Regions from separate parts of the Homo sapiens genome. Here region 1 is linked to region 2. The links are chromatin contacts, found by Hi-C or POLR2A ChIA-PET in ENCODE. All regions are on one chromosome and are shown on one strand. Each heading gives the region's core, a stretch centred on a gene start or an enhancer-like site at or near the end of the contact. The rest is flanking DNA. Distances are from core to core; before and after follow the strand shown.

Region 1 (2,810 bases), core at 282-2,781, 320 kb after region 2:
ACACCGCGACGGCTGGGGCTGCAGGTGCGCGACACCGCAAGGGCTCGGGCTGTGCGTGCGGGACACCGCGATGGCTCAGGCTGTAGCGTGCAATATTGTGACGGCTCAGACTGAGCACCTGAGAGGCTTTTCCAGAGCCACTCTGGGAGCGGTGGTGATGGTGGCCCCTTCCTGCTTTCTTGGGAGGCTGACCTCGTTATTTCTGTCTCCCTTTAATTCCTAGGATAAGACAGAAGGAGTCTTTGCTCCTTACAGCAAACACAGGCTTGGGGCAGGGTGCAAATCCCAGTGGTGGCCCTGGTCTCTGTGGCATCTGACTTCCAGCCCACCCACTTCTCCTCTCCTTCCTGGACACCGTGCCTGGAGGCAGGACAAACCAAGCTGGGCAAGCAAATTGGCCAGGAGCTGTTCTGGCTCCCGGGAAGCCTCTGCAGGAGGGCGGGGCCCGCACACACACATGGCTATACTCAGAGGACCCCCGACTGCTCAGAACGTGTGAGGCAGCTTCCCAAGGCCTGCTCTGGAGTGAGGCAGGGAGCGAGACAGCTGCACTGGGAGCCACGTCTTGCTGGGCCGGCCTGCCAGTATCGACAGGGTCCCAAGCTTGCAGAAAGTATCTCCCAGCCCACTCTCATCCTTCCTCACCACGCGAAGCCAACTCAGCAGTGTGAGGGGAGGGCCTCACCCCCCAGGCCTCCAGGCAGTCGTCTACCCAGAGAAGGGGTGCTGACTCTGAGGCCCTGCCCTCGGGCCTGGGCTTCGGTCTTGCTGTGGCCTCCAAGTGGTCCGCGGACTGGGGAAGTCACAGCCCCATCCACCCCATCTTCTCCTATCGGGTACCCACTCTAACCATGCCCCGTACCCATGGCCCCTCTGCTCGGCCATCTCAGGAGGCCAGTGACCCCTGGCAGGCTGGCACTGGAAGTCTGGTGGGTGACGTCACGTCCCCCTGGGCTGAGTTAGCACACTGCTCGCTCTGAACCTGGAGGGGCACCCGCACTGGAGAGCTGCCCCACGTGTGGGAGCAAGGCACTGCTGTCCAGGGAGTATGGCCTCCACCGCCTCTGTGGCTGTCTCCCAGCCACCTGTCTTTCTCCAGCTCTCCTCTCCCTGAGATCCTGCCAGGCTCAGGTCTTGTCCCACAGCCCCAACACCTGGGGACCCTCTGCCAGCCCCTGGCCCAGTCGTGGCTGGCACCTTCACCCATGGTGCTGAGGACAGGCAGAGGAGCCGAGGGCGGGCGGAGGAGCTGAGGGCGGGCGGAGGAGCGGGCTGTTTCTTCCAGGGTCTTTGCTTTCTCACTCCTCCCTCCCTTGCTTGCATTTGCTTTGCTTTTCTGGCTGAGAGACCCTCTCCCAATCCCCTGGCCTCAGCGGAACCTCCTGGGGGTGGGGGCACATGTAGGGGAGGGACAAGGAAGCAGGTTATGGAGCTCTGGAAGCCTCAGGAGGCCTTGGGCAGTCCCCAGAAGGGGCAGCAGGACAGCTGTCTGGTCCTGTGGAGGGAAGGGACGTGGGGAAGGAGTTTCCTGCAGCCAGTGTCTGCTGGGCAATGCTGCCCTCCAGTGGCACAGCCGTCCTGACCAGATCCCTGAAGCAGGTGCCAAGAGCCTCTACAGTGGCTCCTCCCCGCCTTCCTCCTCCCTCCTCCCAGAGGGCACTGCAGGAGAGGGTCCTGGGCCTGACTTTTAGAGAATTCCCCCCTGAAAATTATGTATCACCAATAAAACTGGTAAAGGAAACGGGGGGTAAGATGAGGCACAGATTAAAAGTTCACAAATATCCCAGCTTCTAAAGGAGGGCAGGCGAACCTGCAGGGCGGGACCCTGCAGAAACTAAGCCAGGAGACCAGAGGCCCTCCGTGCCACGCCAGCTCCACGTGCTCACTCATCTCTGCCACAGCCACTTGGGCCCTGGGCTGTCGGGTGTCCAGGACTGTTGGAGGGGTGGGTGTGGATGTTCCTGTCCACCCTGTGCGCTATCTGTAGGATGGTGGGATTCCTGGTGTGGGGAGTGGACATAGCAGGTCTCTACTGGTGGGCCCTGGCATGGGTGGGGCCTTGTGCGACCCTGCACAGTGTTGCCAGCCCCTCTCTACAGACAAAGAAATGGAAATTTGTCCAAGGTCACCAGCTCCCAGACGGGAGTCTCTTCTCTTCCTGCCCTCGCTATCAGCAGGGCCTGGCCACACCCTCCTCCCTGTCAAGAGCTCAAGATCCCCTGTGACAGCTGCCTCCAGGGTGAAGAGCACCAGCTGGGACAGCCTCACCAAAGTGCGGCCCCCGTCCTGCCCTCAGGTGTTAATCGGCTGATCCTTCTTGCCTCCTTGGGCCTGGGAGTCCACTGCAGCCAGATTCGGGGCAGGGCTCTGGTTCCTATCAGGAGGCGGGGCCGGGCCCTCCTTGTATGAGAACAAGTGAGGCCGCTGCCATCGCCTGGCGGCCAGGGAAACTGAGGCACAGCCAGAGCTGCAGCATCCCCGAAGCCTCCTCGTGTGACTCAGCCACATAAGGGAGCTGAATTCAAACCAGGCCAGGGCCCTGCCTGCAGCTCCATTCCCTTCACGACCCACTGCCTCGCCAGCACCTTAACTCTGAGGAGGGCCCCAAGGGCCTGAGGTCTCCCTGTGTTCTCGAAGAAGCTTTTCAAAATCTTAAAAAAAGAGAAAATTATTTTAACAAAAAGCCAACAGGCCTGATCTGAGATATAATCGGATCTCCCCGTGGCTCCTTCCTGGCAGCCCTGGGGGAGCATGGTGGGAACTGGTTTCCTTGGGGAAGTGACCCGGAGGCAGAAAGCAACAGCCCTGGA
Region 2 (2,700 bases), core at 17-2,516:
CCTGACACTCAGTCCAACTGCACTAGGTCGGCCTTCCTCATCTCAACACCCCCATGCCTGACATGGCACCTTACACTCAGTCCATCTGCACTAGGTCAGCCTTCCTCATCTCAACACCCCCATGCCTGACATGGCACCTGACATTCAGTGGAAACTGCATGCGCGTAGATTACATGAACGGATGAGCAAATGAACTTAACTGGGAGTAACAAAGGGCGCTGAAGGCATTTGTCACCAGCTGAAGAAGTGTCACTGCTCTCTTCACACACATCTGTATATGTGTCTTGTTTCTCACGGTGATAGTTTTGAGGCCAAGGAACCTGTTGAATTAATTCATATCACATCCTTAAGGCTCAGTGACTTCGTTTTGCACAATGTAGGCTTTTAATAAATGTTTGCTTAATAAATAATTCATGGGTCGTTTAGACACGTGTCTGACAAACTTGGGTTGAAGTGTGAATGTAACAAATTTGTCTCTAATCCCAGCTGTGTGGAGTCTTTCTTCTCTGCTCTAGCACTGTGCTATCGACTACTGATAGCACCAGTCGGTAGCAGATCCCAGGACAAAATTATAGTTAAAAGATGCATGACCCATGGTGCCTTAACTTTCATATATGATGTCTTCATCTTTTCAAGGTGTTTAGATGACCATAGGAAGAAAAAGCGAGAGATAGAGGAAGTTAAAGAAGAAATGTTGGCTGCCATTGAAAACCAATCACAAATAAAGTTACAAAGTCAATTGGAAAGCAAGTGATTCTTCACAAATGCAAATCCTAGGACAGTGCCTGGCAGAGAGGAACTCCTCACTCCACCATTCTAATTCAATAATAGTCAGTTACTAAGGGCACAGCACTTTTAGGAGGAGCTCTCCCCTCTCCTACTTATGCAGAGGGGCCAAAGGATATATGACCAGGCTGTCAGCATGGGCTTCGAAGCGCTTGCATTGGGGATGCTAAAGGAAGCAGGTGCTGAGCATGAAGGAGATCAGAATCAATGAGTTACACAGGCGTGTATTCTCAACCAGAGGTGTGGCTGCACCATTAAGCCAGGGAAAGGTGGGCTGGGACACAGGACTCAAATAATCCCTCTGGCTGGACCAACGCAGAGGCCATGAAGACAGAGGAGTGGAATGTTGGGGAAAGGAGCTTTTCCATTTTTCTCTCCTTTCAGAGCCATTTTGCCTGTTTTCAAATCTAGTAACAGCATTGCTTCACCAGCGCAGTGTTGTAGATACAGCCTGTGGGTCACACCAGGATGCAATTACACTGCTGGCGGCACAGTGAGCCAAGAGGCTCTGGATGGAGCCTGGCCACCCAGCCTTCCCTCCTCAAAGTTTAGAAACTCGCCAACCCGACCCGCCTGCTGGAGGCATGGCTGCAAACCTGCAGGGTGCCACGTTTGATTTTTAAGCCTGGTGTGCTTCCTTGCCTAAATTACTTTGTGATGTATCATACTGAACCCTAAAATATTTTGTAGCCAGTTTTATTACGAAATGGATTCTATTTGGTGATTACAAAATATTCTGCTTTTAAGTAGTCTCAGTTCTTCAGCTGCTTCCACATGTGTGTTCAGCCTGTTGAAGAAGATGCGGGAGGCATTGAGCCTCCCAGAGAAAGACCCTGCAAGAGACTCCAGGGAAGAAAAACTCTCAAATTAAAGTTGTGAGCTCTGGCCCCCGCGTGCTGACAAAATCCATTGCATGCACCGCCCTCTTGTGGTCACGCAGCAGGTGACACACTTCAAAGGCAAGTTACACGGACTCTGCGCTTGGCCCCGGGGAACAGGTTCTCTGTTAGGAAAAGCGTTTCTGAACATTCCTTTATTCACATGTGCACGCACACAGCACTATAAGCAAGTGAGATCTGACATCAGGGCTATTCTCCCCTATCACAAGGAAATAACACAAATGTGGATTTTTTAAAAGCTCAGAACTGTGGGTGAAGATTCCAAAATCACAGGATGTCCAAACTGGAAAGGATCCTGACATGATCTTGATCAAATCCCCTCCATTTTTTTTTTTAAAGTGGTGGGGGGTTTGTGTGATCTTAGACAACTCACTGTATGTCCCAGAGACACATATTGACTTGCCTAAGATCACACAGCAAATCGCTGGTGTTGAGGTACAGGCCTCTGTCCCATGCCGGAAGTGGCTCTGGGACTCACCACTCCAGCTCTTCACTGGAGACGTCAGGAGACTGAGTCCAGCGAGGTCGAGAGGCCAGGGCCACGCAGGGAGCCCGAGAGCTGAGCTCTGGTGCTGGTCCCCTGGGCAGTGGGTCCCTTCTCCCATCTATGTCCTTCCCTGTTCTTGGGCAGGGACTGTCTCTTCCACCAGGACCTCTGTGCCCAGGACCGGACAAGAGGGGCTTGTGGCAAGTATGGACGGATGAAGGGGGCACCAACCAGGACTCAGGAAGAGCAGGGGCCAGAAGCAGGGCCTGGGCTAACTTATGGTTCAAATGGTAAATTTTATGTTATGTATATTTTACCACAGTGAAAAAGGAAACAGCAGTTTTAAACCCAAATTTAAAAAAAGGAAATAAAAAAAAAACTTAGGAACTTCTTTATGAGGCTACAGAGCAGCTACCACCAGCCCCATTTGACAAGAAAAATGCTATTCCCTTTTTTATTGTGGTGAAACATACATAACATAAAATTTGCCATTTTTATCATTTTAAGTGCACACTTCAGTGGCATTAA

The links. Hi-C counts contacts between places; a loop is a spot of excess contacts on that map. ChIA-PET counts read pairs that join two places held with the same protein, here RNA polymerase II (POLR2A). Pooled maps may share reads with other maps.
Region 1: a loop to region 2 is called in a map of mammary epithelial cell, with 25 times the contacts of the local background. The contact joins two enhancer-like sites. A Hi-C loop is called at or near these places in 3 of 168 maps with a recorded cell type or tissue (PC-9, chondrocyte and mammary epithelial cell) and 7 of 50 pooled maps. POLR2A ChIA-PET finds 5 or more read pairs at or near these places in 1 of 52 experiments (Panc1).

Annotation. Positions count from the first base shown.
Region 1 is chr2:239,104,945-239,107,754 of GRCh38, forward strand. All of the region lies in intron 15 of HDAC4 (histone deacetylase 4), which reads right to left. Among named protein-coding and RNA genes, the nearest start is that of MIR4441, 20 kb to the left of the region's middle. Within about 2 kb of position 1,532, at least 2 of the 41 ENCODE cell types and tissues checked have a DNase peak (open chromatin) inside an H3K27ac peak, as active enhancers do.
Region 2 is chr2:238,783,470-238,786,169 of GRCh38, forward strand. No RefSeq gene overlaps it. Among named protein-coding and RNA genes, the nearest start is that of TWIST2, 63 kb to the right of the region's middle. RefSeq lists an enhancer at 19-522. Within about 2 kb of position 1,267, at least 5 of the 41 ENCODE cell types and tissues checked have a DNase peak (open chromatin) inside an H3K27ac peak, as active enhancers do.